Linked DNA regions of Homo sapiens: region 1 is linked to region 2. A link is an interaction called in ENCODE POLR2A ChIA-PET data of the cell type or tissue named here. Cell type or tissue: GM12878. All regions are shown on one strand. Each heading gives the region's core, and the rest is flanking DNA. Links, peaks and the distances in the headings are about the cores only.

Region 1 (16,774 bases), core at 5,241-13,240, 250 kb after region 2:
TCTTAGTGCCAATTTGTGTAATCAGTACACACTGTAGCAGATTACTGGTCTCATATTAGTGCATGCTTCATCTTGGCTAGGTATAGTGACTTGGAGAGGTCACCATATGTATGGATAAAGTTTTAATTTTCTGGAGTGCTTCAGCCATAGCTAGTATCCAAGCAGACCCATATATCTACATCAGACATGATAGTGACCAATTATAGAAAGTTCTAAATGTCATGTCTGAGAATTTTCCTCTCTTGAAACCTGGCTACTTTGACCTTCATGGGAATCTTCTGGAGGCTCCAGTCCTAGCACTAAGATTTTCTTATACCCAGGAACATCTCCCTATATATTGTCTCAGAGATGTAGTAAGTCTAGGGCTGTCAGGATCTAGGCAGACATAAAAAGAGCAGGTAAAAATATTGCTGAATCATGGCAGGTCATGATCCTTGAGTTGTGAAAGATACCATTTATCAAGGTGTGGAACACAGAAAGGGTTCTGAGTCTTTGAGGCTGAGTTGGAAGTGGTTAGTTGTCTTATGCTTTCCACCCTTTCAGATAGAGTTCCCTTTACATCTTCCTCAACTCTCCTTATCATAGGGCTGTCCTTAGTAAAGGGGCCAATCTTAGCAAATATCCAGGCTCCCCAGAGATAGCCCAGGGATAAGGGGTGAGTGGAGCCTCTGCATTGCCACCGTAATTAGTTTTTTCAGCACGTTGGGAAAAGATACCCACCATTATTTTCTTCCTTTCAAATAGCAGCAAGACACTATAAAATATTAGAAGAGGAGATTAAACATCAGAAAAATTGTCTCTGCCACTATATTTGCCATGCACTTGCATCACTAATTCTGAAAAGGACTGTACCCTACCTAATACACAATGAAAAGCAAAATAAAAATGCTGATGTAAGTGTCAGAGGATGAGAGGTAGGGGAACAGCATAGGAGCTGGGGGTGAATACTTTCCTTGTTTTCCTTGTTCTCACTCCATGGCTGGCTCTCTCTCAGGCAGGGTCATCATCATTCTGTCAGTCACGTACTACCTTTCTGATTTACTCACCATAGTTTTAGTTCCATATAGTTTTGTTTTGTTTTCTCACTTCTAATATCTATTTCCTGGGCAATCTTGCATTTTTTCTAGATGTATATATTTATTGGTGTAAAGTTATGCAAAATTTGCTTTTAGAATTAAAAAAACTAATTTGTACTGGTACTTACATCTTATTTTTCATTTCTATGTGGACTTATCATATTACCAAATATGATATGGTTTATGAGTACTATAGTTTTCTGTCTTATCGCTTTCTTCTTTTATATCAAATACTTTCTTCTTTCTCTGTTGAGTTTACTTTTTTTTTTTCTATTAAAGTTTACCTAGTTCCATGATTAATTTTTGAGATTTCCTGCATCCTAAGATTGCCATTTTGGACTTTAAATTTTCCTTCAAGCACCACTTAGGTTGTATCCACAAGTTTTCATACATACTGTTTTCATGATTATTCAATTTCTAAATAGTTTGTACTTTCCTTTTTATAGGAGTTACTTACAGGGATGATATTTGGTTTCCAAATAAAAACTCATATTTATTTATAAATTATAATTTTAATTTGATTACCTTTTTAGGTGAAAGGATATAGTCTCATGTTTCCTGTTATGAAAATTTTATTTTTGTTGCTGGATAACCTAATTCATAATTGATCTCTGTGAAGCTCATTTATGTTTTAAAATAATGCAGTGAAAATGATAATTTTATTACTGACTTATTCAAACTATTCTTAATTATATATTGTATAATCAAATTTCTATCTTTGAAAAGATGAATTAAAATCTCTCATGATGGTTATGGATTTGTCTATCCTTGCATTTCTATAATGCGTTGCTTACATACATTGTGATAATGGATTAATTGTATGTGTGTATATATATTCTTTGCATAATTTAATGATTATATCTTGCATTCTATTTTGTCCTATATTAATATTACTTTCCAGATTTCTTTGTTTACATTTTCCTGGCATAGAAAATGTATTTTCAACTTGGCTTATTATAATCTTTATATATGCTTTTCTCTTTTGAGAATACAATTTAAAATCAAACCTGATAATATCTGTATTTAAATAGGGAATTTAGTGTTTATAATGAAAATTAATGATTTATGTTTGCTAATGTTTTCTGTTTTCTTTTTACTATGTTCTCATGTTTCTTTTTTTGTCTTCTCTGAAATTATTTTAACTGATCAAGTTTTCTCTCATTTTTTTTCATTTGATAGTTCAGGAGTTTTAGATACTATTTTCATTTTTTTCTAAGTTGCTCTTAAACTTTAAACATACACTTTATTTTTTTTTTTGGCTAACAACATTTAGAAGTAATTTGCTGGCATATTTTTAAAATCTTATATCACATCTTCTTCCCTTTTTAGGAATAATTACCAAATTATTGGTAATTTATGTCTTGTTTCTTGTTTTCTTGGTCAACCTTGTGAGTGGTTTAATTTTACAGTCTTTCCAAAGATTTTTTTTTTTAGCTTTGTTGATTTTCTTTATGTTACATTTGTGTTCTATTTTATTGACTTTTATCTTTATTATTTCCTTCCTTCTATATTGATTGGATTTAATTTTCTCTCCCTTTTCTTTAGTTTTTTGAGATGAATAATCATATCAAGATTTCTTCTTTTGTGTCTGCTTTAGCCCATGACTTTTGATATGTTGTATCTTATTATTCAGTTCAAAATATTTGCTAATTTCCATTGTTTTTCTTTTGACTTATGAGTGATTTAGAAATGTATTGTTTAATTTTCAAACAGTTGGCAATTTTCTTTTGTTATTTATTTCCAACCTAGTTCTATTTTCTAATCTGATTTCACATTAGTCAGATAGCATACCCTGTATTTAAATCCTTGAAATTTTTTAGGATTTCCCAGAATGTGGCCATCTGGTAATTTTTTTCTGTACAATTTAATAGATTATTTTTCATAAGTTTTGGAAAATTATTGTCCAGTGTCTCTTTTAAGTGTTTCTTTTTATCTATTATATCTCTCCTTTCTTTCTAGGACTTAAGATTCATGTTTATTCAAATTTTGTATCATGTTTTATATATCTCCAATAATTTCTTTCTGAATTTTAAAAATATTTATAGTCTCCATCCTTCACCGTGGATATTTTTTTTACTGATTTATCTTTAATGCATCAGTCATTTCCTGCCATGTAGCTAATTAGTTATTAAACTCATCTATTCAATTCAATTATTATATTTTTCACTCCTATAATTTTTGACTTCAATACACACACACACAGGCACACACACAGACACATTCCAGTCCTCTGATGAAAATATCGTATTATGTATTTTCTTCAATACATTTATGTTAAAGTTTTGTCTGAGAAGCCTGGTTCTGATCATCTGTGGCACCATTTCTGTCACCTGTTTAGTTTTTGTTGTTGTTTGCCCACGGTTTTTGGTCATTTGTTTTTGTGTCCTAGCATGCCTGGCTGGTAATCTTTTATTGAATAACTGACATTGTACATTTTAAAAAAATGTAGATGTTATATATATTGTTATTTCCTTCTAGAGAAGCTTCAATTTTCTACTAGTCGGCAATTGAAATATATATATCAAGACATTTCACCTTGATATAATCTGGGATTGGGATAATTCGAGGATAAGTTTCAGGTTTTTATGGATTTGTCTATTTCTGATTTACCTTTCCTCCTCAGCAATATCCCTTTAGATATATTGGCTAAATGTCTGATATTTTATGAGTAATCATTCTCCTCCATGGACCTGAATTCTAACTGAATTCTCTCTGAATCTAGATTATGTTTGATTTTTTTTTTTTTTTTTTTTTTTTTTTAGCTTGCTGCTTTCTTACACTTAGGATTCAGCAAAGTCTCAAGGGAAAAAAAAGGTATAAAATACCCGGTTTACTTCTCTGTAGTACCCTAGAATTGTGGGTCCTTAAGTCCTGATTGCAATGATAACCCCAAATTCCAGATTTTATCTCCCTAGTCCCATGAGACTGCTGACAGGTCTGTCTAAAGATTTCTGTCTTTCCTATGTAGAATCAGTACGTTACCTGGGAATAAGAGGCAGTGGAGAGTGCTGGACATATGTCAATGTGCTTTCTTTTTCCTTACTAGGATCTTGGTCCCCTGAGTCCTGGCTACCTTGGTTCTCCTCTGACACCTCCAAATAGTCTTTTTTCCCTTAACTTTATGATTGTTTTATAGTTATTCTCAGAAGTTGGTTTGGTTTGATTATAGCTACTCCTCCATAGCCAGAATCAGAAGTCCTTCATCTACTGAGATTTTATTTTAATGATTAAAATGTTAGCTTATATGAATTTATTTGATATTTTTATGGATTTGTTATTTTTTTTTCAAAACTTCTCTAAGATAACAATAATTTTAATTCCACAGTCTTCCTTCTTTAGCTCTATTGGATCTATTTTTGTATGTTTATATTATTCTCTTTGTAAGGTGTCTTGATTCTCCTTAAGTATTTGCTAATTCTTGGTTGTCAGTTCATCTGTATTTGAATCCACCTTCGCCTGCCTGCTGTATTGTCAATAGCCTGTCTCTGGTGCTATAGAGGTGGAATGGTGCCTATGCAGCAATGTCTTCTGCATGTAGGGAATCCCTGTTCTTTCTGGTGGCCAGTGGTTCATCAGAGACTTTTCTGCTCCAACCCAGTGCAAACTCAATGCTAAACATCATTTAAAAGATTAACTTATCCAGCTCTTCAGGCCCATATTCTCAGCTAGATTATTTTGTCAAGTTTAAGAAGATGTAATTATAAGAAAGCCAGAGCTGTTCTAGGATCCACATGAGGCTTTTATTTATGAAGAAAGTAGCTGATTAATAACAGCAGAAACCCTCTAATGCACAACTAAATATTAATTGAAGTGCTTTAACTGTGCCTCTATTATTTAGAAGAAATTTGGCCCAAATCTATTAGAAAAGGGATGCTTCTCTGATTTGGAGAGGACTCAAGTCACATTAATCCTGCTCTTTCACTTCTCGGTGTATTTATGGGGGCCAGATGGTGTGTGGTAAGGATATGGGCTTTCAAATTAGAGAAACCTCAGTTTGAATCTACACTTTATTTTCATGTATTGTATGACTTTTCAAAAGTGACTGTGTCTCAAAAATGACTTCTTCGTGACTGTGTAATTCTCAAAAATAGACTTATTCATTCCTACCTTACAGGATTAGTGTGAGGGGTTAAATAAGTGCATAAAAGTTTTGGCATAATGCTGTACTTGATCCTCAATAATTGATAGATGTTATGGTTGTAGTTATTGTACAGTATCTAAACTCATCGTTTTAATCAATATCAGACATCTTTGAGATTCTATTGGTATATTTAACCACAACCAACTACTATCACAGAACTTTCAGAACTTTTTCAGTGATATCAACTCCCCATTCCTGTTAGTTTTCCAGGGCTGTATCACACACAGGGTGGTTTAAACAATAGAAATCAATTTCCTCATACTGCTGGATACTAGAAGTCTGAGATCAAGGTGTCAACAAGGTTATTTTCCTCTGAGGCCTCTCTCCATGGCTTATGGCTTGTAGATGGCCATCTTTTCCCTGTGTTATCACGTGATTTTCCTTCTGTGTGTCTTGTGTCCTAATTTCTTCTCCTTATAAGCCCATCAGGCATATGGGATTAGGGACCACCAAAATGACCTGATTGTAACTTAATTACCTCTTTAAAGACCCCGTCTTCAAATGCAGTCACATTCTGAGGTACTGGGGGTTAGGCCTTCGAAATACAAATGTTGGAGGAGACACAATTCAGCCCATAACACCATTTTTCTTGATTCTTACTATATTAAGGGATATCACCAGAAAAAAAAAAATAGCACTTTTAAAACATCATGTGCCTCCGCAAAAGCACCTGCACTGAGTTACTGAATCAATTATTTTGTCTTTAAAAAGGGTTATAGAGAAAATATCTATCTGACCAAGATTTAGTGCCTTTCGCAAAACTACAGTTGAAACCATTTTCATAATTTTACCAACTTTCCTTAGATAACACAACCTGAATTTATTATTTAGCCTAAAATTTAAATTCTAGCAAGGCTTCCGTCTCTAGGCAGTGATAAATATAGGATTCAACATATTTTCTCTTTTCCTGGCTTCTAGAACTATAGACAGATAGATAGAGATAGAGATACTTTAAAATATAGTTCAGAGATAAATTTTGTTCCTGAAACAATTGTTTCCTCTTCCTTGCTTCTTTCTAAACTAATTTATACTTTTATTTATTTGTTCTCTACCTGAAAATATTATTATATTTTGATATCCGTTCAAATGATAATAATTAAAGACATCCCCATTGCTGTTATTCCCAGTTCTGTCCATGCTGCTGCAGTGATAAAGGGCCAAAAGTTACCATGGAAGCAGAAATCCACGAAGGAAAACATGAGCAAAAATACCTGTAAAGGAGGAATTAATAAGCACTGAGAGAGTAGACACCTTGTATTAATTTTCATATACATATCCCAGTAGAAAATGCAACATCAGTTTACTTATTTACTATATTTCTGTAAATAATTCTCATATATAATAATTGAAAATTAAAGACCACATTTTATTTAATAATGCCATAGTTTTAAAAATTTACTCTGTTTTTAAATTTTCCATCAGGCTTTAATAAAAACAAATTATTTACTAATCCAAATATTAAAGATCACTTATGTTTAATTATAGTCATTGTAAATCAGATAGATTTTCTCCTTCTTTAACAGATCTTGAGCTTCCTTACGTGGTTCTTTCCTATCATTAGAGAAGCTGATATTCTGCTTGTTGGTTGATGCTGTATCATTCTCTTTAGCTAGTTTCCACCTCTCCCAATCATTCCAAGGTTAAGGGTTCAGAAAGACCTCACAGGAGGGAGAACAAGCCCTGCTCTGCATCTGTAGTCTTCCTTCACAATTCTTTATTCGTAGCTTTTGATTTGACTCTTCATGTTGCAAATATGTGTCCTGAGCCGAAAGGGGATGTGATAAGTGACTGCAAATGGATTACAGACAACTGGTCTCCACCTCCACTAATGAAAACACAGTGCAATGTATCTGACCTGCTGCTGGGTCAGCAGCACTGTGATTTCTACCTGACAGGAGAAACACAACACTCAGGACGGTGATTTTTCCCAGAGTTAAATTGGACTATAATTCTTTGCTGTGGTGACTCTAAAGTTTCCCACAAACATAAAGTATATTTCCTTATGAATAAACCATTTTGCTTGTATGTGTGTGTGTGTGTGTGTGTGTGTGTGTGTGTGTGTGTGTGTTTCTGCTATAAAGGCTAAAAGTCTTGAAGCTGATTTTGAGAGAGAAGTAGTGTTAAGCGTTTCTGACGTGGAGAATGAAGGAAGATGAATAGAGAACAGGTTGTCAAGGTTAAATAATGACAATAAAGCTATCCCTTATTAATTAATATATCCCAGGCTCTGTGCCACTGTGTATATATGTTGTCTCACTAAATCCTTTGATTTAAGTCTATGAAAACTTAGAAGTAATGTGAGTGCCTGACCCTCAGTTATACAGTTAACTTGTTTTGAGGGCAGATCCCAGAGCTCTCCTATTCCCAAAGTGAAAACGACTGACTTTGAATTATACTGTTCATTGCTGATGGAGAGCAAAATGGCCCATTATTACCAAGTTTACTGTTTAAAAGGGCATTATGTTTATCTGCCCAAGATTACATTTCTCTCCCAGCCTAGAGATTGCTATGAAAAAGAATGGAGTCCTCCAGTCCTCCAGTTTTCTGATATTTTGTAGTTTCAGTATCTGTTTTTTTTTTTCCTTCTTGGAAATACATGAGTTATATTCCTTAAAACCCAAATTTGGGAGTATGAACTCACACCAACTCAAAAGATTATAGAGAATGTCTGTTATCCAAACAGTTTTCTTTCCTTTTTTTTTTTTATTATACTTTAAGTTTTACGGTACGTGTGCACAACATGCAGGTTAGTTACATATGTATACATGTGCCATATTGGTGTGCTGCACCCATTAACTCATCATTTACATTAGGTATATCTCCTAATGCTATCCCTCCCCCCTCCCCCCACCCCACAACAGGCCCTGGGGTGTGATGTTCCCCTTCCTGGGTCCAAGTGTTCTCATTGTTCAATTCCCACCTATGAGTGAGAACATACCATGTTTGGTTTTTTGTCCTTGTGATAGTTTGCTGAGAATGATGGTTTCCAGCTTCATCCATGTCCCTACAAAGGACATGAACTCATCATTTTTTATGGCTGCATAGTATTCCATAGTGTATATGTGCCACATTTTCTTAATCCAGACAGTTTTCTAAGTGCTGAGTTTACAGCCGTGAACAACACAGGTAAAATTCCCAATATTCATGGAATTTTTATTCTAGCTAGGGGAAATAGGTACCACATACATTAAATGAGTAAAATATATAGACTTTTAGGATATAATGTGTTAGATACTAAGGAGTGTGATAAAGCTAGGAATACTGGTAGAAGGTTGGGGGTTACAATTTTCAATGGTGTGTTCAGGAAAGGTCTCACTGAGCTGGGGCATTTCAGTAAAGACTTGAAGGCAGTGAAGAGGCAAGCCACCAGATATAAAAGTCTGGAAGTAGAAGCATGCCTGGTATGTTCCAAGATCAGCCAGGGAGCCAGTATGGGTGGAAGGGAATGAGTAAAAAAAGAGTAAACCAGAGGAGTTCTCAGAGGATCTTGTGGACCATTGTCAAGATACAATCAATGGGAAGTCATTGGAGAGTAGGCTTTGGAGAGTAGGAGTGACCTAATTCAGTTTATGAATAATGGGATTATTCTAGCTTCTGTGTTAGGATCAATCAAATGCTCAAACAGAAGAGAGCAAGGGCAGCAGGAAAGAGAACACTAGGACAGTTACAGTACTGATCCAAATGAGAGATGATGATGGCTCTGAGCAATGTAACACCAGTGGAGACATTCTGAAAGTTCTGAGCAAATTTTGAAGGTAGAATCAATAGGATATGGTCATAGATAGGGTGGGAGTATAAAAAAGGAGTAAAAGACAATTTCAAGTTCCCTGTCCACCTGCTCTCCCAAGAACTAGAAGCACGGTATTAATGAGATAGGGTAGACCACTGGGAGATCAAGTTTAGGGATGAAGATTGGGAATCAGAGGCTTGTTAAGTTTCAGATGCTGTCAGGCACCGAAGGGAGTGACCCAAAAGACAAATGCCTTTCCTAAGAAAAGCCCGGAATTTGTCAGTATATAAGTGATTTTTAAAAGAGGACTAGCTATATAATTTGTGGAACCCAGTAAGAAATGAAAATGCAGGAGTCTTTCTTTAACAATTATTACAGACTTCAAAACATTCGTGGCAGAGCATTAAACCAAGCATGGGGCCCTTCTATTACAGGGTCTTGTGTACAAGTGCACACCCATGAAGCTTGTCTTGGTTTAAGGGTGTAATTCTAATATGATCAGCAAGCGAGTAAGAGACAGAGAGAAAAAGACTAAGCAATGAAACTAGGAAGATATTTAATGTAAACAAGACAGGAACAAAATAAAAACGTTTGATATGAGCTTGGTAGTGGTTTCAGGCTCAGCCAGCAAAGCTGAATGGTTGCCTCTGGTTTTTGCAATTTTCAATTGCTAGGGGAATTTTATGAGTTTGGACTTTTGCATGATAGATTGATTTGGGGTGTTACCACCCACAGGACAACTCCAGTTTCTCTATAAACTTCTTCATCTTTAAAAAAAAAAAATCACTTCTAGTAGTAAATGGTATTTTGAAGTCCATTGGCTGCTAAAAAGCAAAAGAAAACCCATTTTTTGATGCAAGTTTCACTTTGGCAGACACGCAGATGAGGAAGTAGAAACAGAAGCAGAGAAATACAGGCTGTCAGTGTTAGTGTAGCTTTCTAGCTGGTCAAACGGTATGCAAAGCAGCCAAACAGAACCTGGTGACTAAAACAAAGTGGTAAGATTAAACCATCGAGGGCAAAACAGAAATAGTCAGGAATAAATACTGAGTCTGTTTCTTATCACGTGGCATAAAGTTGCTTTGAGTGTTAGGTTTCATAATAGTTTACCTTAGTTACTAAGGGGTTGCAAAAATACCAGGTTGGATGTCAGAGTCTGTGGTGGTCTGTGCACTGGCAGCTGGTTGAAAGCAAAAGACTGACCTTTATCCTGGAAAAATAAAATCTCCTCCCTCCTCACTCTTCCTGGAGTCTTTAATGATACCACATCATGGCCTACGTTGAGTAGACCTTGATATGTACAAATGACCTATCCAGAGTTTGAAGAGGGAACTGTAATAGGTCCCAGAAAAGATTTCATATTAGTATGCTCCATTGTCACAGCTCACCCCTGGCTTATCTAGAGATTGCTTAAATCTGCTTCAGGGCATCTGACTGCTTCAGGTTCAAAATGTCCATGGGGCATGGAGGCAGAGTAAGTAACAAGCCATCAGTGCGTGTGATAGAAAAGATAGTCCCCATCCTCTGGGTGTTAGTATTTTGGAGTGACAGGGCCAGGAGGGAGCACGTAAGAGAAGGCTGGGAAAGAGAAGATTATTATTGACATATCCAATATCATTGCTAGCATCTCTTGAATTTTTGTGGGTTAGTGGGAGTTAATACAGTCCCCTCCTGCATTCTGATGAGCTGTAACTTTGAGATAAAGAGCTGTTATATTATTCTAAGCATGTGGCCCAGGCAGTAAATATGGTCTTGAGTTCACATTTGGACAAAATTTTATTCTGTCTACATTGAAGTGAGATTACAAAGGCCTTTTCCTCAACATCGTATAGTCAGAGCCTGGCTATCAGCTCTTCTCTAAACAAAACTGGTTTGAATAAGTGTGTAATAGGTCCTTCTTTTGTCCTATACTCCTGGGAGGATACTTTGTTAGCATATTTTTAGATGCAAAGTTGTAGGGTAAAGAATGTTTCTTGAGCTATCTTGTATCTGTAAGAGATTTTATAAATATATCATGCTACCCTGTAACTCCTCTATGAGAAAAGTATTACCCCCAACCCCACCCTGTGACATAGATAAGAACTTACTGTTCAGAGAAGAAAATAAGATACCATATTTGTCCAATAACCAGGGAAGATTGATTGGTTTAGATTGTAGCCTGGGAGGTTGGTTTGGGGACTTTAATCACCCAGAAAATAACTCTAGAGTTTCTCTGTAAACTTTATCTTTTAAAAAAATGTATTTAAGTGGTGGTTCAGAATTCATACCCAGGTCTACTGGAACATATTCCTTCCATGGCCCTGTAACAAATGCTAGGCCACTGTAAGGTTGTGGACTTAGGGTATGATTTTGTGGATTTCTTTAACTTTTATTTTAAGTTCAGGGATACAAGTGCAGGTTTGTTATATAGGTAAACTTGTGCCATGGGGGTTTGTTGTACAGATTATTTTTATCACCCATGTATTAAGCCTAGTACCTGTTATTATTTTTCCTGATCCTCTCCTTCCTCCCACCCTCCACCCTCCAAAAGGCCCCAGTGTGTGTTGTTCCCCTCTATGTCTCCATGTGTTCTTATCATTTAGCTCCCACTTATAAGTGAGAACAAGCAGTATTTGGTTTTCTATTCTTCTGTTAGTTTGCTAAGGATTTTGTTAGATGCCTTTCCTGTATTAAACTCACATTAAAATTTTTCAGAAGCTGTCTTAAGAAAGTACATAATTAAGATCAGCATTTTGGTATAATTTGAAAGTATAGCGTCCAATGAAGAGCTTGCTACACTAACCATGGTACTATTTAATTCTAATATCTGTGTTTATTACATCTTTCATTGAGTTGGCTTGCCAAAAGGATAGACTGCGGTAATTTATTTAACGAGGAAGCTAGCATTCCAAAGTCCTCTTCATGTCTAATATTTGGCAGGATTAAATTTACTATATATCGCAGAAATTATTCCAAATAAGAGAAGACTATTATTTATATTTTTGGTAACAGAGAAAATGTATAGGATGTTTATTACAAAAATATTTTTATACTATTTGGACTAGTACTATACATGTTAGCAAGACTAACAGATTAAGGCACATTTAAAAAATCCAACTAATCAGTATAGATGTTCCCATCATTTTATGGCTGTTTCGTCGTTGGATTTGTTTGTTTGTTTTTAGGCTAAATTGACTTGAAAGAGTCTGACTGGTGGTTTTCTATTTGACTGGCATTGGAACATGTATGGGTGTGGTTTGTACTTTGCCACATTCTTTTCTTACCTTTATGTCCTCTCTCTGCAGTCAATTTTCTATGTAGGTTTTTGCAGCAATGCTAGCTTGAAAATAAGCAGGAATTCAAAAAAGATTAACCAATACTTAGGAAGCTTAGGAATGTTTAAAATAATAGGTTGCTTAAAAGTAGATGGCAAAACTTAGGAGATTTATAAGCCGTAAACGTACACATCCCTATTTCATTGGGATGGTCTTAATTGTAGTAAATCTTGTAAACTTTGTAGTAAATCTCGTTAAAGCATTTTCCACACTTAAACAATGAGCTCTTATGCAAGGATGCAAGGACAGCCTTAGTGGCAGATGAACTGGGCAGTAAATTCAGCAGTGTGCATGGTATGATTTTATATCCAAAGACAGTTTCTTAACTTGTGCCTCACATCCTGCTCATGGTTTGGACAGTTCTTTACCGCAAGGTTTTGCCATCTGTTAAGAGAAACCTTCTCCTCTAGGAAAAGGCAACACTAATGCTGATTCAGTTATTTACCCTTGAGGGCGAATGGTTTTTTTTGTTTTGTTTTGTTTTGTTTTGTTTTTGATTCTTTATTTAAAAGGACACAATTAGTTTGGTCTTGAGGATTGCCAGATGAGATCTAACTAGTATGATAGATGTTAGCAAGACTAACAGATTAAAACATATTTAAAAAATCCAACTAATCAGGATCATATTCAGAGATGTAAATAGAGTGAACAGATCTATTAATGAGGGTCGTAGATATGACAAAGGGAGAATCTCTTTACAGTCTTAAGATGTGGTTTCTCCGTGGCCTCAGTATCCCAAGTTATTTGGGGAAAATTCTATTTTGAGCTCAGGACATGAAAAGTGGAACCAGATCAAAGGTTTTTGTTTCTGTTTTTAAAGAATGAAATACTGCTGTTTCTGTTTCTATACCATAACCAAAAAAGAAAAAGCCAAAGCAGTGATTTTAGCTTTGGTTTTTTTTTCAGATTCTTAACCTCTAGCTTGTAGAAAGAAAAACCTTCCAGAAAGAGCTCTCTCTGTAAGTATCAGAGCAGTCGATTTCAGTGGGATAAGGGCAAGCAATGAGCACAGGGGGAGAATTTCAGAATGCAGTGACCGGGACCATATCCCAGTGCATATATCTTGGAGGGAGGAGATCTTACATATTTTATAAAAGCACCTGACTTATTTCGATATGATGCTATCACTGAGAACCTTCTGGAAGTGTTCTTTAGAGGGACTGTTAAAAAAAATCAAGCCCTTATGACATGCTTGTGATTTTTGGTAGTTGGAATTATGTAATGATGTGAAGATGCAACCACTAGCATTATTCAAGCACAGGTGTGTAATAGTGATGTTCTGGAATGTTGCACTCCCACTCTATTTTCACTATGTATACTTACCTTCTGGGTTAAACTTATTGCTACAATAACACTTGGCCCACTAGTACCTTCTAAAGAAGTTCTGTGTGGCATTAAGTGTTAGTGTTTTGCCAGACTGGTTTGGTCCCCTTCCTTATGTATGTTTATTTATAATCTAAAAAGGAAAATAAACTCCACCAGCTTGGTTGTTTGTATTTTTATTTTAATAAATTGGGTTCAATAAAAAAATAACCTTACTCATTTACATTTGCAGGTTAGGACACAGGAATGGTTGACTATAATTAAGGACAATTTCAATAAGTGCCTTTTAATGTGCCTTTAGCAGAGAAGCTGGAACAATTTTAGAAAATAGTATGTTATTTGCTTTATCTCCTACTGTTAGGCTTACCAACAGTGATTCTTTTTTTTTTCTTCCCTCAGATGTACATCCAGACAACAACACTTACTGTCTCCATGAGTTTAAGTGCTTCAGTATCTCTGGGCATGCTCTATATGCCCAAGGTTTATATTATAATTTTTCATCCAGAACAGAATGTTCAAAAACGCAAGAGGAGCTTCAAGGCTGTGGTGACAGCTGCCACCATGCAAAGCAAACTGATCCAAAAAGGAAATGACAGACCAAATGGCGAGGTGAAAAGTGAACTCTGTGAGAGTCTTGAAACCAACAGTAAGTCATCTGTAGAGTTTCCGATGGTCAAGAGCGGGAGCACTTCCTAATAGATGTACGTTGAACATTCTTCTCCTAGTCTTGGGGATTGTGCTACATGTTTCCAGGGGCATGATGGTACTCACATACCGTGACACCATCACATTTAAAACCATTCGAAGCAAATGGTCTCAAGATGAGCGGCTGTTCTACAGAGTACAAACTTGCTCACAAAATCTCTTTTACAAAGCATGACATTCAGATCTTTCTTTTGAAGCATTACAAAGCTTGGTATTTGAAAGCGTCATCTTCTTATAAAAATTATCTTTTAGTACTTGGAAACAATTCCACAATTTTTCTTGTTCCATACTGGGTGCTTTTTATAGTATCAGTAGTTTGCTGATACTTACAGAATATCACTACAGATCTTACACATATAAATGATGTTATTTGTGCCTTTAGGGAAATGAGAACTCTAGTTAGCCAATATGTTTAGTTAAGTCACAGTTAATACTTGTTTCTCCCACGTGGTCCCCTTTCCTTGGGCTTCCTGAGGGCTTCCCTTGACTTCCCTTCTTGGATATATTAAGATAATTAAAGTTCTTCTTTAAAAGCCTCATGATCCTGGAAATAGAATCTTTTCTACAACCACCTTTCCATTTTTCTTTTCTTTACCTATTTTCGTCTCTACAGTCCACCCAGGAAAAAGCACATGATAACAATACACAGAAATCTGTGCTCAACCAGTAGAATTTAACTGATCTATTGAAGCCCATCTTGGTATCTATGAAAGAGTGGCAAATAATTTGAAGATTTGTATGGTAAAATACCAGGAAGCTGAATATGGTAAACATTACAACCTTTACCTTACTAGGTTCTACAGATGAATCAAAAAAGAAAGAAAAGCAAAGGTACTTGTATTAGAGTGGCTTCCAGTCTTTTGGAATATAGCATAGGGATTCAATATTTGTTTTTTCTGTTTGAAACAGGAGCTTGCTCTGTTGCCCAGACTGGAGTGCAGTGGTATGATCTAGGCTCACTGCAGCCTCTACCTCCTGGGTTCAAGTGATCCTCCCACCTCAGCCTTCCAAATAGCTAGGACTGCAGGCATGTGCTGTCATGCCCAGCTAATTTTGTTTGTTTGTTTGTTTGTTTGTTTGTTTTGTAGAGACAGGGTCTCACTCTGTTGCCCAGGCTGGTCTCTAACTCCTAGGCTCAAGTGATCCTCCCACCTAAGCCTCCAAAAGTGCTAGGATTGCAGGTGTGAGTTACCACACCCGGTCAGGCATTAAGGACAAAATCCTATGCAAAAATATTCTCTTCCTCTCATATTCATCCAGCAGTCTGTATCCCCTACTCTCCATACTTTTGACACTAAATATAAGAAAAAACTAAAAATTAATTTTATTTGGTTTAATTATTATAGCAACTTATGGTCTACATTCCATCTACAAACCTTCTTTTCTATCAAGATTTCTAGATAAGCATTGTCTACTCTAATTTACCATACACAGAACTATCCTGTGATAGTTAATTAGCATTGCTTAATTAGACATATTGGTTTCAGTTACTATCAGCTTACCTGGAATCATTAGCCAGATTGGTTCTAAAAAGATTATCTTCGGGTCACCAATACCAAATTTAGTCACGTGTAGAGAAATGAACCTTACAAGAATTTCACAAACACCCTCCACATATTCACCTTTCTGCAAACATGAAACCTTGTGAAGTAAGAAATATGCGAAGCAAGGTAAGGATGGGCTTTAGTAACAAATCATTACAATCATCTCTGAGTATAGGTAAGCAATTTACTAATGATAAACCTATTTCGGCTCTTAGCAAAAGGTATACTGTAACTGCCATTAAAGGCATCAAAGTAGAATGCTTGTGATTTGAGGACAGAATTTTACCTTTTTTCCTACCTTGACAGCATTAGTGTAGGAAGTTGAAAGCTATTATAGGATGCCAATAAACTGCTGTTGGCCAGTGATGTAATTTGAACACTGGCACTTCTCACTATGACTCACCAGAGTCTATTGTTTTACCTGTTTTTCTCTTTTTTTTTTCTTTTTTAGCAGCAATCCAGAAAACTTTATAAAATATGGTTGCCAAATTAAAGAACCAAACTTATAGTGATATAAATACCAGTCATTCAGACTCACCTTTGGAAAGTGGTGGAGAAAAAATTTAATAAACTTTTTCACCACTTTAAAAGAATAAATACATGCCCTGAAAAACAAAATTCTCAGTATTGATAAGAACCAATCTCATATTATTGAAGTAAATCTCATACAGATACTGTTTTCCTTTGGTTATTTTCTATTAATGTTGAAATGGAAATTATATAGCCTGCATGTATTTCTCTATTTTCTCTAAAATAAGAATGAAAGATTGCAAAAACAAGGCCTATTTGGAGGGTAAGCCTATAATATTCTGGAGGAGTCAGATGCTCACGTTTAGAAGGTGAAGTAAAGTCAAAAAGTAAATCAAGATAATATCAGTTACTGCCTGAAAAAAAAGTTTAATTGTACTTTGGAGATTTTAGTGCATTGATCTTTTACAGGA
Region 2 (16,774 bases), core at 4,361-12,360:
CTTAAAATTTAATCTTCCTGTCTAAAATTTTGAATCCCCTCACCAACATCTCCCCAACTGCTCCCCACATCCTTCGTTTCCCAAGTATTCCAGCCCCTGGTGTAACCACCATTGTACTCTCTACCTCCATGAGTTCAACTCTTGTAGATTCCACATATAACTGAGTTTATGAGGTATTTTTTTTGTGCCTGCCTTATTTCACTTAATGTCCTCCATGTTCATCCATGTTATTGCAAATGACAGAATTTCCTTAGAATAGTACTCTACTGTATGTACTATTCAGCCTCCATATATATATATGGAGCTCTCTCTATGTGATATATAATCTATATATGATATTTTATATATATAGAATCATATATATAGATATATACATATCACATTTTCTTCATCCATTTCATCCATTGACAGACACTTAGGCTGATTCCATATCTTCACTATTGTGAATAATGCTGCAATGAACATGACAGTGCAGATATCTATTTAATAAACTGATTTCATTCCTTTGGAAATACACCTAGTAGTGATTTGTTGGATCATATGGTAGTTCTATTTTTAATTTTTTGAGAAACCTCCCTACTGTTTTCTGTAATGGTTACACTAATTTACATTCCCACGAACTATGTACAAAAGTTTCATTTTTCCACATTTCTGACAGCATTTATCTTTCATTTTTGATAATAGATATTCTAAAAGGTGTGTAGTGATACCTCATTATGATTTTAATTTGTATTTCTCTGAGGATTAGTGATGTTGAACATTTTTTCATATACCTATTGAACATCTGTATATCTTCTTTTGGAAATGCCTATTCAGGTCTTTTGTCCATTTTTTAATTGGATTCTTCATTTTCTTACTATTTAGTTGTATGAATTTCTCATATAATTTGAATATTAGATATGTGGTTTGCAGATGTTTTCTCTCATTACATGTTGCCTTTTCATTTTGTTGACTCTTTCCTTTGCTGTGTAGAAGCTTTTTAGTTTGATACAGTCCCACTTGGTATTGTTTGCTCTTCTTGCCTGTGCTCTTGGTGTTCTAGCCAAAAAACCATTGTCAAGACCAATGTCAAGGAGATTTTCTCCATGTTTTTTTCCTAGGCTTTTAATGGTTTCAAGTCTTACATTTAGATCTTCAATCCATTTTGAGTTGATTTTTGTGTATGGTGTAAGATAAAGGGCAAATGTCTTTCTCATGTAGATAGTGTTTCAAATGTAATTTATAAAAGAGACTTTCTTTCCTTATTGTTGAGTATCAGTTGACCATATATGAATGGGTTTATTTCTGGGTTCTCTATTTAGTTCCATCAGGGGGCTGTACCTTTAATGCGTTGAAACTCTAGAGCCTAGCGTAGACCTAGAGTATAGGAGAAGTAAACAAATCTGATGAAGAAAAGAAAGTCTAGTTAAATGAAGCATTGTCTAATACTATACACCCCCTTCCCCACATACATACCTTAAGGCAAGATACAATTTGCTTAATGAACACTCTCATGCCATTATAGTAGTCATCTTGTTTCCAGCTGGCTTACAACTTGGACTCCTCTCTGAAATTCTGAAAGTCAGTGTAGAAACTTTAGCCTTATTTAAAAAAAAATACTTGTACACAATAATAGCTATAGTCTTTTTGTGGAGGTGAAAGTTAATCTACCTTTGTTTCTCTGGTGAGCCATGGTAGGTTCCTGAGCCAGGGGAGCATTGTAATAATAACAGTGTTTTAGGATTTCTTTTTTCATTAGACATTTAAAAAAAAATAGAGATAGGGTTTTGCCATGTTGCCCAGGCTAGTCTTGAATTCCTGGACTCAAGCGATCTGCCCACCTTTCCCTCTCAAATTGCTAGGATTACAGGCATGAGCTGCGATACCCAGCCAGGAATATTTATGTAGTAAATATGTAGAAAGTAGATTGTCTTGAAGAGAGAGCAGCTATAAGGTGGCCAGGTAGGCATGAGGTAAAAAGGACTAGGACCCCAGTGAGCATTTTGTCTACCTTTGTGGTAGACATGGCAGATACCAGGTATATATTAAAACTATTGAATAAGGAGGACCATTGAAAATAACATGTGAAGAATTCACATAATGCTTTTTGAAACCAGACTTACAGTATCTTATATTATCTGTGGCTGTAACTACTCATGTTCACTTTTTCCTTTAGCATGAATTATTAGTAAAGGCAAAACATTCTGCATTCTGAGAGTTGACCTAATGTGGTGATCATTTTATGTGTTAACTTGACTGGACCACAAAGTGCCCAGGTTAAACATCATTCTCAGCATTTCTATGAGGGTGTTTTAGGTTGAGATTTACCTTTAAATTGGTAGACTGAGTAAGGCAGACTACTCTTCCTAATGTTATGGGCCTCATTCATACGGTTGACAGCCTGAATAAGACAAAATGGCTGACCTTCTCCAAGGAAAGATTTCCCCCCACCTTACTGACTTCAAACTGGGACATTGGCTTTTCTCTGCCTTCTGATTTGAACTGAAAAATAAGCTCTTCCTGAGACTCAAACTTACTGACCTTTGGACAGGAACTAGACCATTAGCACTCCTGGGTCTCCAGCTGGCCAACTCACCCTGTAGACCTTGGGATTTGTCAGTCACCATAATAATGTGAGCCATTCTTTATATCAAATTGTATTTATTATAAGGAATTGGCTTATTGGTTCTGTTTCTCTGGAGACCCCTGATTAAAACACCTATACTATAGATTTTTAAAATCTACTAGGCAATTTCTCTCAGGTTTACATGGATATTGAAACAAAGAGAAAAATTCAGATGTTACTTGCAAGCATCTTCCTACTAAATAAATTTTCCATGACATTAAAATTAATATCAACCATGGCAATTATGTGTTCTTTCCTCTCTTAAAGTAATGGTACTTTTATCTAAAATTCATTTCATAGTGATATATTTAATGATTACTTGGGTCTTCTTTACTTACATTAATTAGGCTTTAACAAACCAGACAGCCCATAACATAATAAATAGCTTGAAATTAATATAGTGAAAACTCATTAAAAAAACTCTTGGTTTCTTAATTTACTGCTGCTCCTGAATAAATATGCTCAGATATTTTTATTTTCTTTTAGTGTGAATCATTTCAACTTAAAGATTAGATGTTTAAATATTTTGAGGCTCTCCAATGTTTTCCAACAGTGAAAAATCTTAACAGTTTTACATCTCTTAATGACTATGAGTTCAAATAACACATTCATGATAACCTGTTAGTTTAATATACATACATGTTAACCTATGTATATTAACCTAACTTTTTAACTGATTACATATTAGTTTCATATACGTCCATACATATATATTTGTTTAGGCCTGTGCACAAATATATGTACACACACGTACACAGATAGGCTTGTCCACACATAGATCTATGTATATTCTCTCTGTAATTATTTCAGACAAACAAATATATTTAAGTGGAGATAAAATGTTTGTTTAGTGACTTACATAGCTACTTTTCAATGTATGGCAATCATAACATCAACCTCAGCCACAATGGTATTGATGATTATGATTATAATGATAAAACTTGCATATGTAATGGGCTTAGCAAGTTTGTGCAGCAAGGAGATTGGCAAGATGGCCCATGGTATCCTGCAATGCTAGGATTATATTTATAAGAATAGCAAGTCAGCTTTCCAGATAGTAATTATAGCAAAGTAAGCAGACTTCAACTTATAGTCTCAGGGCTACTGATTATTGGGGAACCTGCCCCCGATAGTCATGTAGGTTCTTTTCTATTTTCCCTAAGCATCGGCCGGATTGAGAAATAAAGGGACAGAGTACAAAAGAGAGAAATTTTAAAGCTGGGCGTCCAGGGGAGACATCACATGTCAGTAGGTTCCGTGATGCCCCTCAAGCTGCAAAACCAGCAAGTTTTTATTAGGGATTTTCAAAAGGGGAGGGAGCGTACAAATAGGGTGTGGGTCACAGAGATCACGTACTTCACAAGGTAATAGACTATCACAAGGCAAATGGAGGCAGGGCGAGATCACAGGACCACAGGACAGGACGGGGTGAAATTAAAATTGCTAATGAAGTTTCGGGCACCATTGTCATTGATAACATCTTATCAGGAGACAGGGTTTGAGAGCAACCAGTCTGTTAAAAATTTATTGGGCGGGAATTTCCTCTTCCTAATAAGCCTGGGAGTGCTATGGGAGACTGGGGCTTATTTCATCCCTACAGCTCGACCATAGAAGACAGCCAGACCCAAGGGTCCATTTCAGAGACCTATCCTCAGGGGCGCATTCTCTTTCTCAGGGATGTTCCTTGCTGAGAAAAAGAATTCAGTGATATTTCTCCCATTTGCTTTTGAAAGAAGAGAAATAGGGCTCTGTTCCGCCCGGCTCACTGGTGGTCAGAGTTTAAGGTTATCTCTTTTATTCCCTGAACATTGCTGTTATCCTGTTCTTTTATCGAGGTGCCCAGATTTCATATTGTTCAAACACACATGCTCTACAATTTGTGCAGTTAACACAATCATCACAGGGTACTGAGGTGACATACATCCTCCTCAATTTATGAAAATGATGGGATTAAGAGATTAAAGTAAAGACAGGCATAGGAAATCACAAGGATATTGATTGGGGAAGTGATAAGTGTCCATGAAATCTTCACAATTTATGTTTAGAGATTGCAGTAAAGACAGGCATAAGAAATTATAAAAGTATTAATTTGGGGAACTAATAAATGTCCATGAAATCTTCACAATTCACATTCTTCTGCCATGGCTTCAACCAGTCCCTCCATTCGGGGTCCCTGACTTCCCCCAACAACTGATCAGAGTTGAAAGAATATAGGAAACATATAATAAGAGGGTTGTAGACGTCCTGACAGTCTGACTTAATCATTTGCTGGTAGTATAGGTAGACAGAAGTCGTCCAGTTCTTCCTGGGCCTGAGGAAGTGTTCGTGAATTTGCAGGTAAGGACAGGGTCTGTGGTTGTAGGGTTAATAGAGGGAATGTCTGATAGGCTTTGGTAACAGCCAACATAAGAAAGAGGTGCTTTGGTGGCCAGGTGTGGTGGCTTAAGCCTATAATCTCAGCACGCTGGGGGGCCAAGGCTGGAGGATTGCTTGAGCCCAAGAGTTTGAGACCAGACTGGGCAACATAGCAAGACTCTGTCTCAAGAAAAAAATTTTAAAAATTAGCCAGGTATGGCAGAGCACACCTGTAGTCCTAGACACTTGAAAGATTGAGGCAAGAGGGTCGCTCAAGGCCAGGAGTTTGAGGCTGCAGTGAGCTGTGATCATACCACTGCACTTCAGCCTGAGTGATAAAGACGAGACCTCGTATAAAAAACGAAAAAGGTGCTTGGATGCACTGTGCTCTGAGGTTTTGTTTCTGACTCTTATGTTAAAACGTCTTGACCCTAGGACCTGGTTTAGATGAGGATTTCCATGGAAAACTGACTGTTCCTTTGCAGATTCTTATTTATAAAACTCTCCTTGTCAAAGTCTTTTGTCTGGTTTGCATCTCAACTTTGACTTGTGCAACCAAAGATACCCAAAAACAAAACGAAAACAAACTCTTGATGCTTCAAACATATGTTTATTCTATCCTATTCGTCTCTGTTTTAATGAATTACAGCACATCTACCTTCTGATCTAGCTGAAAGCCAAGAATTTAATTCCTCCTTTTCCTCACCCCTGCTAGTACTACTGACATAGTCCTATACTAATCTTCCTGCTTTAATTCCTTTTCTGCAAGGCATCTAGTCTAATATTCTTAAAACTAGATCATGCCTGATTGAAACTCCTCAATGAATTCCCAATATACTAGGAAAAATCTGAACTTGTCTCTCACTGACATGGCCCTAATCAGACTCCCACAGTGTCTCATTTTCCGCATTCCCACCTCTTCATTCCTCCAGCAACAGTGACTTTATTCTTGTGGCTTGAACGTGCCAAGTCTTTTCCCAGCCTTGACCCTGTACGCTTGCTATTTTCTCGGTCTGGAATTCTCTTCCCCTTATTTGCCACATGACTCCTTTTCATTCTTTAGGTCTTTATCACTTAGCATTCTGTGACAGATAACAGAAACCACTCCATTTTAATCAGAAGGGAACTTAACATGGTAAGTTAGTGCTTACAATTTTTTAGAAGGTCTTGGGAATAGCTCTTGATGTGGAACTATTCCAGACTCCAAGAACACCACCACAGAACTGGCCCTCTACATCTGCCTCATCAGGAAGCTGGGGAGTTAGAAGACTGCTGTCCCAACTGCTGGCTTCAGGGTTGTACTACTATAACCATGAGTAGGGGATCAGGAAGTGGGGTCAGAACCATTACCTTCAGGAACACATCTTATGTGCTGTCTGACAATAAGGAGACTGGACTTCTGTGCCAGTGAAGTAGACACCTTCTCTGCCACTGCGTCGTCCTTCTACAGTTTAGTTCTGAATCAGTGCTTCGCATGAGTATATCTGGTTGTCTGTGTCTAAATCCAGATCCCTAGCTGCGGAGGAGGATATGAAACATAGCTTTTAGCTTTCCAGTTTCTGGAGTACAAGAAGGTATGCAAAATGAGGTTGAAACAGATGATGGTCTGCCAGAAGGCCTCCCCTCATTACACCTGTCCATCCCATGAAATCCTATTATATCATCCTCTTTATTCCCATAATAGCAGTTATTGTAATCTCTATCCTTTTTAATTTGTTTTTCATTTGTATACTGTGTGAGTCTTCCACTGCTGGACTGTAAGCTCCACAAGGCAAGGGGCTTTCCTCACTTATGCAGGACTTGGCATGTGCGAATGCTAGCACAAATGTGTTGCTGAATTGAGTTGAATAAATGAATAAATAGAGCCTGCTTATTATTTCTATATTCACTAAACGACACTCATTGGTCTCTGACAAGATTCCCTTTTAGTTGGGGTGACCAAATAACTTGTTGTTCAAATAGGGACACTTCGGAGAAAGAAATGGGTAGCATGATTAATAATTATACTAAGACAGAAGGCATGACATGGGGCTGTCTAAAGCAAACCAGGCATATAGTCATTAACTCATTATAATCACTATTCTCTGACAGACTTATCTTCTTAGGTTGCCGAAGAGGGATCCAGATGTCTCTACCCTGGCCAACTCTTTTTACTCCTTCATTTTCCAGTAGTTGGGTAAGAATTTTGGTTGCATGGACTATAACAATAGTTTTATACTTCTTGTAGGATTTCTAAAACTAAAAAAAAATTCTCACAATATTTTACTATCTAGACTATTTGAACTTGATTCTAGATCTTGTAACAAAAATCAAAAGCAGGGTTCTAGTGTATGGTTTTCCAATGTCATTTTAAGTAGGTTACTCAGCAATCACTGGGAGAGTTTACTAGAAACAGATTTTTAAAAACATCTCTCTTGGAGCTACTGATTTCTTTAGAGGAGCTCAAGAATCCATTCCTTGTAAAACTACCAGTGAGTATGGCGCATGGTTAGATTTAAGAACCATGAGATAAGAAGCGTCTGAGCCCTCTTCTATATTTGGTACAAGGATTAATAAGTACTTTTAACATATATAATCATTGGCATTAACTACGATAAAAGCTGTAAATGACTCAGCAGTGGGAACTGACAGGCTACTGTGCTCCAGCGTGCAGGATGTCTGTGTGATGTGATGCATGTGTTTGCAATACAAGGCAGCCCACCCCCAACCTTCCGGGCCTGCAGCTGAGATCAACTGTGACTAACCTGATTCCAAAACTAGCTGACTCATTTCATTGCTTCCTGTTTCTCTTATTATACTTTGAAGTGTTTTCAGTGAAGAGCCTAGCACTCTGCCCAGTGTACTGTAAGTGCTTGGTAATTATTGGTTATATATATATACACACATATATATATACATTTATTAAAAGAAGGAAGGAAGAAAAGAAGGAATGGAAGAGAAGGGGAGAGGGAGGGAAGGAAGGAGGGATCAAGTAATGAGGCAATATGGTAAATATAGTAGAGAAACAAATTTACTGTTCTTTATCAGGATGCAATTTTAGGAATTTAGGATTTAGGAACATAAACACAAAGTATCTTGGGAACAGGACAAAATTATGTCCTCTGTTGTTTCAGATGACTTGTTAAAAACTGAAATTTTGTTGCACTGGTTTTTACACATCTGAGTGCTAAGGTAACTGCTTGTTTGACTGAATGTAACTTAAAAATATATGTAATGGACATTTTTTATTTCTTTAAATGGTGTAACAGGTTGATGTGAGAATGGACCTGCTCAGGGTGAACTAAATTGGGACTGGAGTCCCAATTTATCACCCTCATCAAATTATGTAATTTATTTCTTTCAAAATATTAAACTTTAAAATACAGATTATAATAACATTTATTTTAGGATTATGAGAATATGAGAATCAAGTGAGCTAATGAATGAGAATCATTGTTTTGAGAATCAAGTGAGCTAATGAATGAGAAAGTTCTAGGAAATATTTTAAAGTGAGATTAAAAAAGATTACTTGCCCTTTTCACTGAAACAGGTTTTCTTAAAAATCAATCATTAATAACTAGAATATAGAGGCATGCTGTATTCAAATCTGTTGCAGTCTTCAGCCTTATTTTCATTATATTGAGTTCTTGATTTCTTGATATATTTTGCGTCCAACATGGTTTCTTTCAGATACCAGTATCTGAAAGAGCTTTTTAATGAAATAGATTTTTAATATTCATTCATTGTCTAGATATTGTGAAATTGCTGTTGTTCTATACCAATCTTAGACATAATACAACCTGCAGTTACTGATGTGAAATTGAATGGAGAAACTTCATTCTGTAAAGTTGAATCAGTGATTAAAATAACCCTATGAACTATCTGAACAGTGTGTGTGCCTTGGTTCTGGTTTTCTTCTATCTAATTGTAGTCCCAATATCAGTTAACATCCTCCATCTCCCTGTGCAGTGATGCTTACTTACTCTGAACAGATGTTATAGTGACTGGAAAAAAATCAGTTTATCCATCAATAGACCTAGATCTCATATCTCCTAAAAATGTACTTTCCATCATTCTCTTTTGAGCCAGTATTTATTATTGTCCCAAAAAATGTGCATTGCAACTGGAGAGATGCAGCCAGCTTAGGCAAGCATGCCTCTAGTGGGCTTAGGGCATTTCTGGGCCACTCTGTCTCTTTATCTGGAGGCTGGAAATGATTGTTTGACACACACCAAAGGGAGAACTTCATCAGACACTGAAAATGGTACCTTGTAGCCTGCAAAAAAATACTTCCCATTGCTCCAGGGGTGGAGAAAAGTAAAGATGCAGAAACATAAAAGTCAAAATCAAAATGTAATAGAAAAATGAAAGAGGAAATAGAAGAGGAAGGTGATAAAAATAATGTATGAACTGCTTTTTTATTTAGCAGTCTTATCAAAATCACAGGGGATTTTTTTGTCTGTCAGAGTCTCAAATCCTTAGGCATCTCATGAAATATCATGAATTTTCAATGTGCTTTAAATTTTACATTTTTGAAAGCAAGAGAATTTTCTTACATACTGCATCAGTCCAGCAGATAAAAACTAGCACAACAGAACTCTTATAAACTTATTTTTGTCGAATTCACTTCTTATAAAAGCAGTATAGTTACAATTGAGGGAAATAATGGAAAATGGCTTTGCTGTGAATTTTGATGGCTTTGTTGAATCTTTAAATCTAACCTCATTCCGTCTATCATTAGTCTTTTCCTTTCATGCCTTTGATGGCAATCGTGTTTTACAGATGAACCCATTAATTCACTGGGAGGTTAAGTGATTAGCTCTGCCTGGCAGTCAGGTGCAGGGTTAAGATTAGATAAAAGTCCCTCAGGGTCTAGTGATTGCTAAACTTTGAGGACAGTGACCCTCCTTATTATAAAACCAGACATTCAGAAATTATCTAACAGCTTCTTTCACCACATTCCAAAGAAAGTTTATTTACCTTTACAGAGAAAGTGCCTATGATGGTTTTAAAAGCCAGGTTGCTAGAAAGACACTTTCTCCTCAGAAGCTAATATAATTTAGAGAGAATTTCTTGAGAGAAATATAAATGTATTTCAATTTATGCATTGCCTACATAATTAATAATAAAGTAAGTATTTTTTTGGCTTGTTAATATTCCAGGCACCCCAACAAGCTCTATTGGGGTTACGAAGGTATGCAACTCTTAGAACCAACCCACACTGAGTCATTCATTGTTTTGTTGCTTCATTCATTCATGACAGACAATTCATTTATGACAGTTGTTAAATTTATGAAAAAATAGCTTGATTAGGAAAGGTTTCACGGTCTAGATTGTATCAGATGGATAAAATGTTAACAGGCACAGAAGTGTGAGTCATTCCAGGTATAGGAAATAACATGACAATCTCCCTCCTAAATAAATCTCTGTGGTAGAAAGACATAGTAACATTTAATGAGTAGCACACATGCACTGATATGCCTAGAGCATTTTGTAATATGTGGAAAGTAATTTTAATATAAGTTAAATATTTATAAAATACATATTTAAAAGATAAGCATCATTTTTTCTTCAATTTTGTGATTCATCTAGTTTTCTGTAAATGGTAGAAAATAGAACAATTCTATTATATTCCAATCCTTCCTCCACAACCCTCTCAATAAAATTATAACAAAGAACAAGCCACTACATAATTCCCCTTCCACTTACTGTAGAAGAAGAACAACTCTTAATATTAATTGTGAGGGTTTCACCAGAGTATTGTCTAATTAAAGATGACCAGAGAAGCGGCAGCCTCAGAGACTCCTTTAATTTGACATCCTGAATACGTAGCATGTTTAAGAGTAGTTCTCAGGGGTAGTTCCACAATCTATTCCATTTGTATAAACCTCCAGAACTTCACTGAGACAATAGGAGTATGTAAAGGAATAACTTGCTTCCATGAAGAACAAATATTTACTGCATTTGCTTGCATTGTTTCTCAACTTTTTAGTAAATATTTTATTTCTGAAATGAAAGAACTGTTTTGTGCAAAAATTCCTTCAAGATGCAGATTTCAGTGAACTTGGGGTTCCAGCCATTGCAGCCTTGAGTATAATTTCCACCTGAAGGTTGAAGAGATGTGAGCAACACTTAGGCACCCCTTCTATATTTTCAGCAAATAGTGTTTTTAATGCTTCTTTGTTCTTCCCTTGTTAAATCTTCAGATTAGTAACTGCTGATTAATGCCCCAAAGAGAAGGGATTACAGGCAGATAAGTATTGCATACTAATTTCCTTAAATTTGGGGATGGGCAGAAATATGGAAAGATGTGAGTAAATGTTATAAACATTTCAAAAGAAAAAAAAATGACCCACAATGGGGAGATGTGTTAATGTGTTGTCCAGGCAATAAAAGTGCATTACTTTCCTTCTTTTATTGTGTATATTTAAGGCATACAACATGATGCTTTGATAAATGTATATTACATATATATTTAGTGAAATATACTAAGGTCAAGCACATTAACATATCCATCATGTCACGTAATTACCTTCTTTTTTATTTTTTGGTGGTAACAGCACCTAAAATCTGCTGTCTTAGCCAGTTTCTAGTATATAATACAAAATTATTAGCTGTAGTCCTCATGCTGTACATTAGCTCTTGAGACTTACTTATTTCAGTTGTTTATGTAACTGCAACTTTGTACCCATTGACGTGCATTTCTCCATTCCCCATCCCCTCCTTGTCCCTGATAACCACTGTTGTACTATCTTTTTCTATGGGCTTGACTTTTTTTTTTTTTTTTTAATTCCACACATAAGTGAGAACATACAGTATTTGTCTTTCTGTGCCTGGCTTATTTCACTTAGCATAATGTCTTCCAGGTTTGTCCATTTTGTCACAAATTGCAGAATTTTCTTTTTTTTTTTAAAGGCTGAACAGTATTCTCTTTTGTATATATTATGCATTTTCTTTATCCATTCATCCCTTGAGGGACACTTAGGTTGCTTTCATATCTTGGCTATTGTGAATAGTGCTGCAACGAACATTGGCGTGCGGATATTTCTACAAGGTGCTGATTTCACTTCCTTTTGGGTGTATAACCAGAAGAGGGATTGCTGGGTCATATGGTTTCACTTCCTGGGTGGAAGCCCCCCAGTTTTGAAGGCCTGTATTCAGTAAACTGTCTACAATAATCCCATCTGAGCCTCCTTTTCTTCAGCCTCTGTCTGTCTTTGTTTTGGCATCTATCTTCTCTGATTTGTTCCTTCCCACGTCCCTTCTCCATTGCCAGTTCCTTTTAGCCTCAGCAAATAAACATGTTCCAGTTTCTTATTTCATGAGAGAAAAGTAAAAATAAATAAATAAAAACACAACCTTTAAACCTTCTGCCTCTCTCTCAGTAATAGTTCCTTAAAGAAAGGAGGCTTCCATGTGTTACCACTGCGTCATTATCCTCAGCAAACTAACACAGGAACAGAAAATCAAAGACCGCATGTTCTCACTTGTAAGTGGGAGCTGAACGATGAGAACAGATGGATACAGGGAGGGGAACAACACACACTGGGGCCTGTCAGGAGTAGGGGGCAGGGAAAGAGAGAGCATCAATATCAAATAGCTAATACATGCGGGGCTTAATACCTAGGTGATGGGTTGATAGGTGCAGCAAACCACCATGACAGACGTTTACCTGTGTAACAAACCTGCACATCCTACTTATGTATCCCAGACTTAAAATAAAATGCATTTTTTCAAAGAGTTTTTGTTTCTTAAATTTTGCATCCAATTCCATGCATCACTCACTTCACCCTAGTCCCAGCCCTGTGTATCCACTTGTGCATTTCACAGGTAACTCAAGCTATTTGTATTCTACCTTCAATCAAGCCTTCTTTCACACTGTTACTCCCTGCTTCTGTGAACGTCATCACATTTTACCTGGTTGTAAAAGCCAGAAAGCTGGGTTGCCTTCACCCTTTTCTTTATCCCTGTCTCTCCAACCTTATAATCAGTGATCATATGTTGCCTCTTATGGCTCTTTAATATCTTTCTTCAGAAACACTCTCTCTACTTAAGACCCTCCTCATTTCTTTCCTGAATGGCCAAGAATTGTCCTCTAACTATTCTTTTGTGCTAATGTGTCCCCCGCCCCATCCTTCTCTGTTTTTTACGTAATTGTGGCCAGAGAAATTTTTCTAAAATGCAAATCTGATCATACATCCTTGACTACTTAAAGTCTTTCAATACCTTTTTATTGGCTTAGCATAAAGTCCAAAATCCTTAGCAAGCCGAATAAAAACCTTAATCATCTGGACCTCCTAAGCCCTTCATTTTACTTAATTGTCACTGACCAATTAAGACCTTTGCTGAAATACTTGCAGGGAGGTAAATAGGTTATTTCTCACAGCATTGGGCCTTCTAATATGCTTTCTTCTGCCTGAGATTCTCTTCCTGTAAAACTCAATTCATAGGGCACATTATCCAGGAATTCTTCTTGATGTTTACAGTTTCAGCTAGGCAGTCATTCCATCTACTCCTTGTAATTCAGTACTTCCGTTTCATAGCTGATACTGTTTCCTGGTCAGCCTGGTCTCCATGCTATGAGCTATTTGGAAACAGGGACCATATATTTTAATCTTATGTCTCTAGTACATTATACAGTTCTTGGAAGAAAGTAGGTATTTCCAAATGATAGAAGATATCAGTATGGAATATTATTCTTTTCTCATTTTCTTCATAATAATAACAGAATTCCCTTTAAAAATGTTTTAATATATTACTAATTTAGTATTTTGATGGATCAAGATTTGGCTATCTGCCTAGAAATAGTTTTTCTCGAATATAGGCATCTCAGTCCCTCCCATCTCTATTCCTCCTCTGTTGGAAAAGCCACCCATCAATGCAATCCTAGTACAAACTGAGATGCTTAAAAATCATGATATTTTATTCCGAGGATATCTATGAGGCAAGACTGGGGATGCAGGGAAAGAGTAGTTTAACAACTGACAGGACCACTTACATTCTGTTTCTCCATTCTTAAGCTCAGACCCCCAGATACATGTTAGAATCAAGGCATGAGACCATTGTTGTTGGCCACATTAAATGCCTCTGGCTGGACTTGGAGCTGAACAAGAATTGCATGGACATCTAGTCCAGACAAGGAGCCTCAAGAGACAAACGTATCTCAAGGTTCTGACTGACCTAGACTAATATAATTTAATAGCAAATGCATGAAAGCGTCATTAAATGTAACTAGTTTTGCCTAAGCAGAACCCAGAGGAGAAATGTAGATCTAAAATAAGACTTAGTATATTTCAACACTCAAGAGCTTTCTTGATCACTTTAAGGCATGCTAACAATTTTCCATATGTATAACAGTTATAAGGCAATTAATGGAATATTTTGCAAATCAATTGCAAAAAAGAGAAGAAAAAAATTGAGTAAGTAACAGCTGAAGTAAAAAATGAAACTGCTATAAATATAGATAATAGCTTCCATTAAAAGTGTCTTCCAACATTGGAAAGTTTAATCACAGTTACACTCAAATCATTGGTTACACTCTATTTCACAGTTATCCAGCTTGGGAAAATCTATGCACTATTAAACATGATAGGTTCAATGTTTTTTATAATATCTGGTCAGCAGTGGAAAATTTTGTTAGCTAATTTCATTAACAAGTTTCAGTTTCATTTAATTCTAACAATAATAATTAAAAAGCAAGTACTATGTTTTAGATGGTGCATGTCTAATCTGTAGAGGGGGAGGAATTTTTCTAAATGTAGAGGAATTGAGTCAGAATCACATAGGGAAATATAAATAGACCTAACTATTTATATTTAGTTAATAAATATAACTATATATAGTTTAGTTTGTTTTCTTATAAATAAATAAGAAAAACATAGTTGGGAGAAATATTTGCCTCAAATATAAGAGAAACGTTTAATACGTTGAATATTTATAATGGTCATACAAATTTCTAATGACCTATCTTAAAAAATCTTAAAATAGCAATTTACAAAGGGCATATTCCAACAATTTATGAAAGAAACTACATTTGACTGATACATTTATGAAAATGATTAAGACTTAGATGTAATAAATGAAACATAACTTGAGACATATTTTTCATCTTTTGAAATAGAAAATACTTTGAGAAGAAATATTTTGGATTGATAAGAAGGCACAGAGATCAGACTACTATTTTATATGCCCAGCAAAAGATTAAACAAACTATAAAACAAAGAAAACTGTCTAGAAAATAATTCGGCAAAATATTTTCTTCTTGCTCTTTGGTTCAGAAACACTACTTCCAAGAATTTTACCCTAAGAAGTAATGTAAAACTTTTAGAAAAAGTATTTGTACCTATTTTAAAAGCTTTTTATGTTAGAAAACAAAGGATATATAAATGTCAATAGATTGGAATATAATACAGGCATTAATATTGTTGCTTATAATAATTTAACAAAATGAGACCATGCTAATACACATAAACTGCAAAGCACCTACATGCTGTAATGTATTGTACTTATATACACCAAAACACTGAAAGAAGAATGCTAATTCATTACAATGATCATCTGTGGTTGCCAGTCTTATTGTTAATTATTATTGTTTTCTTGTATTTTTAAAATATATTTTTGATTTTTCATAAGGAGCATTTATTATTTTCATAATCAGAAAAAAGCATTTCTAATAAAAGAAATTTGGTTGGAAATGTATCACAAAGGAATAATAATGTTAGTATAACACTGCCTATTACCCACTAACCTCAAGCAAATTAGTAGATTCTTTGTACCCATGTTGACAATTTGGTTTCCCGTCTTGCCATTTGTTATTCCAGTGAATGACTGCTGTGATCTTTAGAGGAGGTGACATATCCAGTTAATCTTAGTGAAGTTTGAGGCGATTAGTTTGTTATTCACTCTTCCAGCCAACTTTTTCCTATTGAGGGTTTGGAGAGTGAAGTGGGGTGAAGGCAACACCATTCTTATTGCTAAAATAATTTAATAAGGATAGTTATATAAACAAAGCATTAAGCTGTGAAGAGAAATTGCCCATAAAGTATAACCTACTAATTTTCTGATCCTCCTTCTGTTTTACAAGATTGATATTTGGAAGGTGATTATTTTACTCTTTCAGGATTTGACCTTTGATAGGAATCAACTCCCTAAGGAATAGTTTGGTTAAACTAAACCTTAACTGAATTCCAAGTTAGTAAGGAACTCATCCTCAATAGGGAAGAGAAAAAATTGCAGTGTTTTATTTTTTTTTCCAGTCAGAACAGTGTATAACTACATTCTACAGTTAAGCAATATTAGATGTAGTCTTTGGGATTCTGATATATTCTCAGTTTACTGCTTAGTGCTGTAGTATTTTTCCATTATGTGCTGCTGCAAGAATTCAATCTTCCCAGGATGGCATATTGAACACACCTTCCATGTGGAGAGTAATGCCATGTCCTGAAGATAGTCCCCTCCATTCTCAACATTTTTAACACACATCATCTAATGTTGACATCAAGGACATGGAGAGGGCCTTAGTCATCACTGTCCTTGGTGGGGGACACTTAGAGTACTTTGGGACTCAACCTCAGGCATTTCCTCATCATTCTTTGTCACTCTCATTCTATAGCAAGTCAGCATATCTGCTACTGTTCCAGAGTTTGACCCAATTATAGTAGAATTTCAAAGGTTGTGGTATCAAAATTAAAATTCTGGTACTCAAGAATGTGTTTATAACTTTAGTGATACACATAGAACTAACTGTTGGATGGAGAAAGTTCGTTAGCCCACTCACTTCTGTGTCAAGGTCTTTATTATAGGAAAAGCTTAATTCCCATTGTGAATGGGCAACAT

What was found. Peaks named below come from ENCODE experiments on the same cell type or tissue, not always from the same donor. Only the 100,000 strongest peaks of a DNase experiment are listed, where the experiment ranks them.
Region 1: POLR2A ChIA-PET joins it to region 2 with 10 read pairs; 2 of 35 experiments call an interaction of 5 or more read pairs at or near these places.

What each region holds. Positions count from the first base shown.
Region 1 is chr7:126,443,582-126,460,355 of GRCh38, reverse strand. GRM8 (glutamate metabotropic receptor 8) reads left to right here. Exons shown (of 11, transcript NM_000845.3): 10 at 13,984-14,230. Among named protein-coding and RNA genes, the nearest start is that of MIR592, 610 kb to the left of the region's middle. In GM12878, for the core only: no CTCF peak of the experiment used is centred there; a DNase peak (open chromatin) is centred at 9,865; H3K4me3 peaks cover 973 bases; H3K27ac peaks cover 1,779 bases.
Region 2 is chr7:126,692,119-126,708,892 of GRCh38, reverse strand. The region is part of intron 7 of GRM8 (glutamate metabotropic receptor 8); the gene reads left to right. Among named protein-coding and RNA genes, the nearest start is that of MIR592, 360 kb to the left of the region's middle. RefSeq lists enhancers at 6,171-6,220, 7,553-7,872, 6,949-8,148, 12,072-12,141. In GM12878, for the core only: a CTCF peak has its summit at 9,116; DNase peaks (open chromatin) are centred at 6,502 and 7,662; H3K4me3 peaks cover 1,817 bases; H3K27ac peaks cover 6,369 bases.